Regions from separate parts of the Homo sapiens genome. Here region 1 is linked to region 2. Evidence: read pairs that join two places in POLR2A ChIA-PET (ENCODE). Cell type or tissue: GM12878. All regions are shown on one strand. Each heading gives the region's core, and the rest is flanking DNA. Links, peaks and the distances in the headings are about the cores only.

Region 1 (5,377 bases), core at 320-5,319, 310 kb before region 2:
ATAAGTGAGTTTAGCAAGTGGTAGGATCAAGGTCAACATGCAAAAATTAATCTTATTTGTATACACTAGTAAGGAACCATTGGAAATCAAAAATTTTTAAATAATACAATTGTTAATTGTATTATATTAATTATATTAATAATATAATTAATAATTTATTATAATTATAATTTATAATTTACAATCGCTCCCCAAAATAAAATATTAGGTATAAATCTAACAAACTGTACACAGGATTCATGTGCTGAAAACTAATACAAATGCTGATGAAAGCGAGCAAAGAAACCTAAAGAAATGGAAATACATACTCGTGTATGGACTGGAAGGCTAAACACAGTAATTGATCTGTAGACGTAATGCAATTCCAGTGAAAATTGCAGCAGGTTTTTTTGAAGGTATAAACAAGCTGATTCTGAAATTTATACTGAAATGGCAAAAGAAATACCCAAGACAATTTTGAAAAATGAAAACAAAGTGGGAGGAATTTCACTACTGAATTATAAGACTTACTGTACAGCAGCAGTTATTAAGACAGTGTGATATTGGCAAAGGGATGCATAGATCAGTGGAACAGAATCGGAAGTCCAGAAATAGACCACACAATTATGGCCAATTGATTTTTTTTTTTTTTTTTTTTTTAGATGGAGTCTCACTCTGTTGCCAGGCTGGAGTGCAGTGGCGCGATCTTGGCTCACTGCAACCTCTGCCTCCTGGGTTCAAGCGATTCTCCTGCCTCAGCCTCCCGAGTAGCTGGGACTACAGAAGTGCGCCACCACGCCCAGCTAATTTTTTGTATTTTTTAGTAGAAACGGGGTTTCACCGTGTTGGCCAGGCTGGTCTCTAACTCCTGACCACCCGCCTCCGCCTCCAAAAGTGTGGGATTACAGGCGTGAGCCACCGCACCCGGCCTGGCCAATTGATTTTTGATAAAGGTGCGAAGGCAATTCTGTGGAGACAGGATATTCTTTCCCACATATGGCCTTAGAACAATTGGACGTCCGTATGCAAAAGAAAAAACAAATAATAATAAACAAAAAATGAACCTTGACCTAAACCTCACACCTTATACAAAAATTAATTCAAAATAAGTCATAGGTCTAAATAGAAAAAACATAAAACTCTCAAACTTTTTTTTTTTTTTGAGACGGAGTCTCGGTCTGTCGCCCAGGTTGGAGTGCAGTGGCGCGATCTCAGCTCACTGCAAGCTCCGCCTCCCGGGTTCACGCCATTCTCCTGCCTCAGCCTCCCGAGTAGCTGGGACTACAGGCACCCGCCATCACGCCCGGCTAATTTTTTGTGTTTTTAGTAGAGACGGGGTTTCACCGTGTTAGCCAGGATGGTCTCGATCTCCTGACCTCGTGATCCGCCCGCCTGAGTCTCCCAAAGTGCTGGGATTATAGGCATGAGCCACCGCGCCTGGCCAAAACTTTCAAACTTTTAGAAGAAACACAGGAGAACAAATATTCACCACCTGAGGATAGGCAGAGAGTTCTTACACATGACACCAAAAGCACAGTCTATGACAGGAAAACTTGAGAAGCTGACTTTATCAAAATTCATAATGTGGCCTGGCATTGTGACTCAACGCCTGTAATCCCAACACTTTGGGAGGCTGAGGCAGGTGGATCACCTGAGGTCAGGAGTTTGAGACCAACCTGACCAATATGGTGAAACCCTGTCTCTACTAAAAGTACACATTTAGCCGGGCATGGTGGCACGTACCTGTAATCTTAGCTACTCGGGAGGCTGAGGCAAAAGAATCGCTTGAACGTGGGAAGTGGAGGTTGCGGTGAACCAAGATTGTGCCATGGCACTCCAGCCTGGGCAACAAGAGCAAAACTCCGTCTCAAAAAAAAAAAAAAAAAGAAAAGAAAAGAAAAGAAAAAAGAAATTTATTTCTCACAGTTCTGGAGACTGAGAAGTTCAATATCAAGGTGCCAGCACCTTGTAAGGGCCTTCATGGTGTGTCATCCCATGGCAGAAGGTGGAAGGGCAAGTGAGCGTGAGAAAGAAAGAACCCACTCCTCAAAGCCCGCCTTTTTAAAATTTTTTTGAGACAGGGTCTCACTCTGTCACCCAGACTGGAGTGCAGTGGTTTGATCTCGGCTCACTGCAACCTCTGCCTCCCAGGTTCAAGTGACTATCCCACCTCAGCCTCCTGAGTAGCTGGGATTACAGGCATGTGCTACCACACCTGGCTAATTTTTGTATTTTTTGGTAGAGACGGGGTTTCACCATGCTGGCCAGGCTGGTCTCTAACTCCTGACTTCAAGTGATCTGTCTGCCTCAGCCTCCCGGAGTGCTGGGATTACAGGTGTAAGCCACCGTACCCAACCAAGGCATTAACCCACTCATGAGGGCAGAACTGTCATGGCCTAACCACTTCCTAAAGCACCAGCTCGTAATACTGTCACAATGGCAATTACATTTCAAACACGTGTTTTGGAAGGAACATTCATGGAAGTAACACCCAAGCTTCATTGGAATAAAAAGGCTTTTTCTTCTGTGTTTTTTGGTATGGATTTGTTAAACATTTCAAGCTCATTCCGTTGGATATAATTTAATCTTGTTCTTCATAGTTGAAGAGCACTCACTCATAGCATTAAGGTGCAAAGTATATTATTTTTTATAATTATCAACTTAATACACACATACACAAAGGATTAGGGAACAGGCCGGGTGTGATGGCATGTGACTGTAGTCTCAGCTACTTGGGAGGCTGACATGGGAGGATCACCTAAGGCCAAGAGTTCGAGACTGCAGTGAGCTATGATCACACCACTGTACTCCAGCCTGGATAAAAGAGTAAGGCCCTGTTTCAAAAAAAAGAAAAGAAAAAAAGAGAGATTAGGGAAAAGAAGCTGCTCAGAGTCACCAGCTGGTGCTTCCACTGGGTCTCAGCCTGGTCTTGTTGACTCAGAGGCCAGGACATGGTGCTGGTGACGTGCTACCCCTATGGACAGCAGGGACCGGGGCTCTGGGAGTGGCTATGTGTCCTCCAAGCTGGTGCTCCCTGGAGAGGCTGTTCCTACTTGTAAGGAAACAGAGGAACACATTGCAAAACCTTTCATTTCACTTGATGGGAAACATCATTTTATCATCCTTCTCTGTCACCTGCATCTTTCTAACCTCTCAGTTTTTCTCTGGCACTGAGCAAAAGCTTAGCCCACTTTGTGCTGGGGATTGAGCTGGGGAATTTCCAAGTAGTGATTCTAGTGACAGTGATTGCATATAGCAGGGCTCTATTTGATGTAAACTCATCACAGGCCCTGGGGCTCCAGTTTTCCTATTTATCTGGCTATATGGGTCCTCGTGGCTCCAGAAAAAGCGGGGGCAAGGGCCAGACCAATTTTTTTTTTTTTTTTTTTTTCAGATAAAGTCTCACTCTGTCACTCAGGCTGGAGTACAGCGGTGCGATCTCAGCTCACTGCAACCTCCACCTCCCAGGTTTAAGAGATTTCTGGCTAAATTTTGTATTTTTAATAGTGACAGGATTTCACCATATTGGCCAGGCTGGTCTCGAACTCCTTACCTCAAGTGATCCACGCGCCTCGGCCTCCCAAGGGAGGAATTACAGGCGTGCGCCACTGCGCCCGGGCCAGGTGCCCCAGAGATAGCTCCCTGGGTGGTTGTGGGGGGCCCCTTGGGGTTGGTGGGGCAGAGGTCATGTTGGCAGTGGGGAGCCTCCCTCTGCTATCGACTAGTTCATGACAGGCTCCTGTTTCAAGGTATTTTCCTCTCTGAAATTTTGGACTTGGACCCAGATCTTGAGTGCAGCTTCACCCATGGCCCAAGTGGCAAGAAATAAAAGCTGATAGCCAAATCGATGGACCAAAATGAAGGGGCAACAACTTTGGGGTGGAGAGAATTGGATAATATCAATGACATTCACTGTTTTCACGTAGGAAAGGCCCTCAGACAGATCATCTGAGCATCACACAGATGCTCCCCAGCAGCCCTATGAGAAACGTGCTTCTATTATCCTCACTTTAAAGAGGAGGAAACTGAAGCTCAGAGAAGTTCAGATTCAGTCTATCTCCAAAGCCAACTGCTGGTGGGGATGCAGCCAGCACTGGAACCCAGAGAAGGAACCTTAACTGCCAGTCATGCTGGATGAGATGAGAAACTTTGGGACAAGAGGTCCCTTCGCCCCAAATTTAATTTACAGCCAGATGGGTATGGCAACCACAGTAGCTTCAAGACATTTGAAAACCAGCCAAGAGCACCAAAGAGAGCCGGCTTTCTCCAGCCCCACCTGCCCGTCATATCCCAGGCCTCCCTAGGTCCCCCACTGGCCAATCAGAGTCCCTCTTATGGGGGAAACCCTTTCTCCAGCCCTGTCGCAAGACTGGTTAGGAGGGTGAGGATGGGGCCGAGGCCTCGGGGGTCTCAGGGCTTATGGGAGTGGCCGGTTCATCACCTTCCTTTACTTCTGGGAGAGCCCCTGGCAGGGAGAGGCCAGAAGTCAGCCAAGGACACCTGCTGCCCTGTGGCCACTGGGGCTGGGTGGTTCCGAGGAGCCACGGATCTGACTTGTGCTTGCACCAGGAAGGTGGCTTCTCCTCACACGAGGGCTCAGCCCTGTGGCCTCGTGGAAAATTTCAGATTCTGGGAAGTGCTGGTTCTAGGTGACCCAAGGGAGAGGACATCAGGCCAAAGGTGATGCGTCACGGTGGTGGTCACAGTTTGGGGTCCAGTTGGCCTCAAATCCCCTCTGCCTTTTTTTTTTTTTTTTTTTTTTTGAGACAGAGTCTCACTCTGTCGCCCAGGCTGGAGTGCAGTGGCGTGATCTCAGCTCACTGCAACCTCCACCTCCCAGGTTCAAGCAATTCCCTGCCTCAGCCTCCTGAGTAGCTGGGATTACAGGCACCTGCCACCACGCCCGGCTAATTTTTGTATTTTTAGTAGAGACAGGGTTTCACCATGTTGGCCAGGCTGGTCTCAAACTCCTGACCTCAGGATCCACCCGCCTCGGCCTCCCAAAGTGCTGGGATTACAGGCGTGAGCTACCGTGCCTGGCCCCCTCTCTGCCATTTATCAGCTGTGTGACCCCAGGCAAGTCAGTGAGCCTCTCTGAAGCTGTTTCCTCATCTGGAACTGGGGACAACTGTAGCTACCTCATGGGGCATAAGAGGAACAGCACACAGGAGCGGTGGTGGCAGAGCCACGGGCCAGGAGGGGCTGAGAGCCGGTCATGAGCATAGCAGTGACCACAATGGTGGCAGCAGCAGCATGCAAGCCATGGGTCCGGGTACCATCTGCCAGGTAACACGGTGCACAGGGAGTCCCACGGGTAACCCCACCTGCAGCTCTGGGTGTGCCCGGGCTGGGAGGGGTGCCTGAGACCCTGCCTACCCACACTTGCCATTTCCATTCC
Region 2 (5,377 bases), core at 276-5,275:
TTAAAAGGTCAAAAGCCATAGGCAGCCTTGAAAAATGATGCAAGAGGGCTGGGCGCGGTGGCTCATGCCTATAATCCCAGCACTTTGGGAGACCGAGACAGGCGGATCACGAGGTCAGGAGATCGAGACCATCCTGGCTAACAAGGTGAAACCCCATCTCTACTAAAAATACAAAAAATTAGCTGGGCATGGTGGTAGGCACCTGTAGTCCCAGCTACTCAGGAGGTTGAGGCAGGAGAATCACTTGAACCTGGGAGGCGGAGGTTGCAGTGAACCGAGATTGCACCACTGCACTCCAGCCTGGGCAACAGAGTGAGACTCCATCTCAATAGAAAAAGAAAAGAAAAGAAAAGAAAAATGATGATGCAAGAGTGGTAAGATGCAAGGTTATAACTCGGTTATACCACATGCCTCATGTGAAATGAGCAAGTTTCTTAGTACACTTGTATTCTCTGCTTATGACAATTGAGACACTGCCAAGAGTGTTATTCTCCTTAATATTTTGAAATATTAAGGAAAAAGTAATATTGAATTAAACAGGCCTGGCATATGGTGCCTCATCATGCCTGTAATCCCAGCATTTGGGGAGGCTCAGGTGGCAGGGTCGCCTGAGCCCAGGAGTTTGAGGCTGCAGTGAGCTATGATGGTGCCACTGCACTCCAGTCTGGGTAACAGAGGGAGACCCTGTCTTAAAAAAAAAAAAAAAAAAAATGAGCTAAACAGGAAATAGCCACACATTTAGGCCATGCTAATAATCTAAATTTAGCTAACTGAATGGATGACGGTATTTTTGTCTTTAAACCCATTAGGATTTCAAAATATTGGGCTACAGTTCAGTTTCTAAAATATTGTTTTCTTTATTTAGAAACTGCAACTCTGACCTTTTAGGCAGTATGGCTTAGTTCCATAATGATATTGAGAATGGACTATGTTAAGAATTACCAAGAAGTGGGCTGGGCGTGGTGGCTCACATCTGTAATCCCAACACTTTGGGAGGCTAACGCAGGCCGAGGCAGGCAGATCACTTGAGGTCAGGAGTTCGAGACCAGCCTGGCCAACATGGTGAAACGCTGTCTCTACTAAAAATACAAAAATTAGCCGGGCGTGGTGGCGGGTGCCTGTAATCCCATATACTCAGGAGGCTGAGGCAGGAAAATTGCTTGAATCTGGGAGGCAGAGGTTGCAGTGAGCCAAGATTGTGCCACTGCACTCCAGCCTGGGCGACAGAGTGAGACTCTGTCTCAAAAAAAAAAAATTACCAAGAAGTGAAATCATGTATAAGCCATACATCCTTAGGTCTGTTTGGATTTATTTGAGGGAGATTCCCAAGGGTTTGTCAAAAAATTCTCAAGTTTAAATTCTGTCTTCCTGTTGGACAACAAAAGCAGCGTAGATCTGATTCTAAGACGTCTGTGACCCAGCCTAGGCAGCGGGGGTTATTCTGGACTTTTTAGAACATTATCTTGAAATTCTGTGACACTGACTCGTTGCAAGTAAAACAAGCCAACTCTCTGTACATCTTTCTGCCCTGTAGTAATATTGCTGTAAGATGCAGTGTCTTTATTCTCAGAATGGGAAATTTAATTTAATTGAAAGAATAGCTTATGGTCTGGTTTAGAATGGAAACACTATCTCTTTGAGGTAATAGTTGCTATTTTTAGACTGACTTTTAAAAAGAGATGAGAAGTCATGATGCTTATTAGCTCCACTTAGTCTTAGACATTAGGAGATAGTCTCCAAAATACCATTAACTGTTATCCCAAATAAGTTCTCCAAAATACAAGATATTTTAAAGGTATTTTTGTCATAATGAGTAATTGATTCAACACTAGTTTTAGCGACTCTTAAATTCCATTGTCAAATAAACAATTTGCTAAACAGAAATAGATTTTCCATAGTGAAATTTGGTTAGAACAATGGTGCATTCCTAGGCCAGAGTTTCAGAAGTGGATATTAATTCAAAGCAGCTGGATGCAGGGACTGAGAAAAAGACAGTCCTGTCTTTTTGCTGCGGCTTTGGAGAATCTGATGTATCACAGTATTTTGCTGTTTTTGAAGGTTTCCCTATCCTTGTAGTCAGTGAGAGTGAGTGAGACTGTAGAAATAGATCGTCCTTTGCAATTGTATGTCCAAGCATGGAAGAAAAACTCCTGGAGAGACAGTGTTCCTTTAACATAAAAGGCAGACCGTCTAAAATATACTTTGATTTATTATCTTCTACACAGCTTACTTTCTAGGCTGGACTGTAGACATGTTGGTCCTTATTCAGCGTCTTCCACAGTTCACGTCTAGGGCCCTTGTTATGTTTTCAGGATTACTGCATAGAAACAGGGCAAAGGGCATTATGAATCTATTAGGAGGTAATATGCTTACAGAAGGAATTATGCAGCTAAAGCTAAAACATGATTAGGGATTCTGTGGAGCTACAGGAAGAGGATCACAGCCACTTCCAACCAAATGGTGCTGGGTGGGGTACCTCTGGCACCAGCTTTCATGGGTAAAATATTCTACTTGGGTAAAATATTCTAAAATATTGGCGTGAGTGGATTTATTGTCAGAAAGCTTTTATCTGCTCTCATGGGTTGTGTGTGTGTGTATGTGTGTGCGTGTAAGTACATGCATACATATTATATATAATGATGGCATTCTGATGTGATGCCTGTTTGAGATCTTAAGTTATTTTAAAAACTCACTTAGATAGAATCTTCAAAATAAACGGGGAAACTACCTCCTGAGCTCTTGCTGTTCTTTACAGAAGAGATGAAGAAATCCCCCACTGGATTTTTGTGAGACTTTCTGAGGAAGCCTTGTGAATAAAATAGAGACTGTTTTAGAAATTTGAGGTCTAATGGGAATTTTTTTTTAAACATTCATAGCGAAATGATACATGATGAAACTCAGCAGCTGAAGAGTTAATAGGGCATTTGTGCTGGACGGGCTCGGGGAACAGATGGAATGCATGTAGGTGGGAAAGCTATTATTTAAACAGAGGAGGGCTACTGTGTGTTGGAAGGGGGTGGATTTTTGAGGGTAGCTGGGTACTTAACATTTTGGGGCTAGACTAATATATTTACTAGTGGACACAGGAAGAAGCAGACGCCAAGGCATATGGTCAGGAAGGGAGTTAACAGGCCACCAACAAAGAGGAAGAATGCGGCAGCTGAAATCAACTGAGGGTAGATGAAAAGAGGATAAAATGGCACCGACAGATCCAAAGGCCTTAAGAAACTCAAAAAACCTCAGTAATAAGGAAATGTGTTTGGAAATACTGATATTGTTACCTTCATTTGGGAAGTGTTCACGTGTGAATAGGGAAGAAAATAAGGGAAGCAACTGTGAATTACCTTAGGCTTTCACCAGATGAGTATGAGTAAAATGTGTGAAGTGAAATTCAGGTTAACCCTTCAAGTCACATAGGCAGGAAACCAATAAAGAAGATTGACATGAAAAAAAAAGCCAATACTAAATGTTCCCATCAAGAAGAAAGTGGAACAAATACTTCAGCTTTCCTCTCATGTGTTTCTTTTCTTTTCTTTCTTCCTTCCTTTTTCTTTCTCTCTTTCACTTTCTCTTTCTTTCTCTTTCATTCGTTTGTTCTTTTTTTTTCTTTTCTTTTTTTTGAGAGAGATAGTCTGGCTCAGTCGCCCAGGCTGGAGTGCAGTGGTGCGATCTCGGCTCGCTGCAACCTCCGGCTCCTGGGTTCAAGCGATTCTCCTGTCTCGGCCTCCCAAGTAGCTGGGACTAAAGGCGCCCACCACCACGCCCATCTAATTTTTGTATTTTTAGTAGAGACGGGGTTTCACCATGTTGGCCAGGATGGTCTCAATCTCTTGACCTCGTCATCCACCCGCCTCAGCCTCCCAAAGTGCTGGGATTACAGGCGTGAGGCACCGCACCTGGCCTCTTTCGTTCTTTCTTCCCTTTCTTTCTCTCTTTTCTTCTTTTCTGTCTTTTTCTTGTGTTTCTGATTTTCTTTCTTTCATGATTAGGTCTTAATTTTCTTGTTTTTGTTTGTTTGGTGTTTTGTTTTGTTTTTTGAAACAGTCTTGCTCTGTTACCCAGGCTGGAGTGCAGTGGCGCAGTCACAGCTTACTGTATACTTGACCTCCTGAGCTCAAGCAATCCTCCCACCTCAGTCTCCCAAGTAGCTGGGACCACAGGCACACATCACCACACCCAACTAATTTATTTATTTATTTATTTATTATTTTATTATTATTATTTTTTGAGACGGAGTCTTGCTCTGTCGCCCAGGCTGGAGTATAGTGGCGCGATCTCGGCTCATTGCAAGCTCCGCCTCCCGGGTTCACGCCATTCTCGTGCCTCAGCCTCCCGAGTAGCTGGGACTACAGGCACCCACCACCACACCCGGCTAATTTTTTGTATTTTTTTTAGTAGAGACGGGGTTTCACCATGTTAGCCAGGATGGTCTTGATCTCCTGATCTTGTGATCTGCCCACCTCAGCCTCCCAAAGTGTTAGGATTACAGGCGTGAGCCACCGCGCCCAGCCAATTTATTTGTTATTATTATTTTTTGACACAGGGTCTCGTTCTGTTGCGCAGGCTGGAATGCAGTGGTAGTGATCACAGCTCACTGCAGCCTCAGCCTCCCAGGCTCAAGCAATCCTCCTGCCTCAGCCTCCTGAGTAACTGGAACTATAGGCACATACCACCATGCCCAGCTAATTTTTGTAGAGAGAGGGGTCTCACCATGTTGCCCAGGCTGGTCTCAGTTTCCTGGGCTCAAGCAATCTGCCCACCCGAGCCTTCCATAGAGCTGGGATTGCAGGCGTGATCTACCACACCCAGCCAGGTCTTAGTTTTCTGAAACATTGGTTCAGTAAAACAAAACAAAAACAAGCAAACAAACAAATAGTTGCCCTGGTTATGTTGGAAGACAGCCTATTTCCTGTTGTGTTTCTGGCTTACTGCAGTGAATTTGCCAGGTCACTTAAAGACCAAAAACCCTATCTTCATCTGGCAGGAGGTAGTTTTTTGCCTTGTGTGGACCTCAAATTGTGTTAGAGATTCACAAGATTATATTTATCAAAATAACACCACAATGCTATGTGAATCTAAGGTGGTATTAACGGCACAACCTCTTGTACTTCTGGATGACTTTAGAATTTATAGACATTCCTGTTTGAACTTTAAAATCCATTCTGCAACTAGTCAACAATTGTTGCCCCTTTTTTAGGTATGTGATCAATCAGAATATGAATTAGAGAAAAACAAATGTGTAAATTATTGATTTTTTAGGAGAAAAGCAATGCAGTAAAACATAAAATAGCACTCCTCAAAAAACATAAAAAGCATAAAGAAGTTGCCATACTTATTCCCTCTTTAGCATATATACTAAATATAAACATGCTAGAGA

Evidence for each region. ChIA-PET counts read pairs that join two places held together with the same protein. Peaks named below come from ENCODE experiments on the same cell type or tissue, not always from the same donor. Only the 100,000 strongest peaks of a DNase experiment are listed, where the experiment ranks them.
Region 1: POLR2A ChIA-PET joins it to region 2 with 6 read pairs; 3 of 35 experiments call an interaction of 5 or more read pairs at or near these places.

Annotation. Positions count from the first base shown.
Region 1 is chr9:130,243,896-130,249,272 of GRCh38, reverse strand. No RefSeq gene overlaps it. Among named protein-coding and RNA genes, the nearest start is that of MIR12126, 5.2 kb to the right of the region's middle. In GM12878, for the core only: no CTCF peak of the experiment used is centred there; no DNase peak of the experiment used is centred there.
Region 2 is chr9:129,930,456-129,935,832 of GRCh38, reverse strand. The region is part of intron 6 of FNBP1 (formin binding protein 1); the gene reads left to right. Among named protein-coding and RNA genes, the nearest start is that of MIR6855, 64 kb to the right of the region's middle. RefSeq lists enhancers at 2,646-2,795, 2,816-2,875, 2,896-2,995, 3,136-3,205. In GM12878, for the core only: no CTCF peak of the experiment used is centred there; DNase peaks (open chromatin) are centred at 2,952, 3,102 and 3,362; H3K27ac peaks cover 3,829 bases.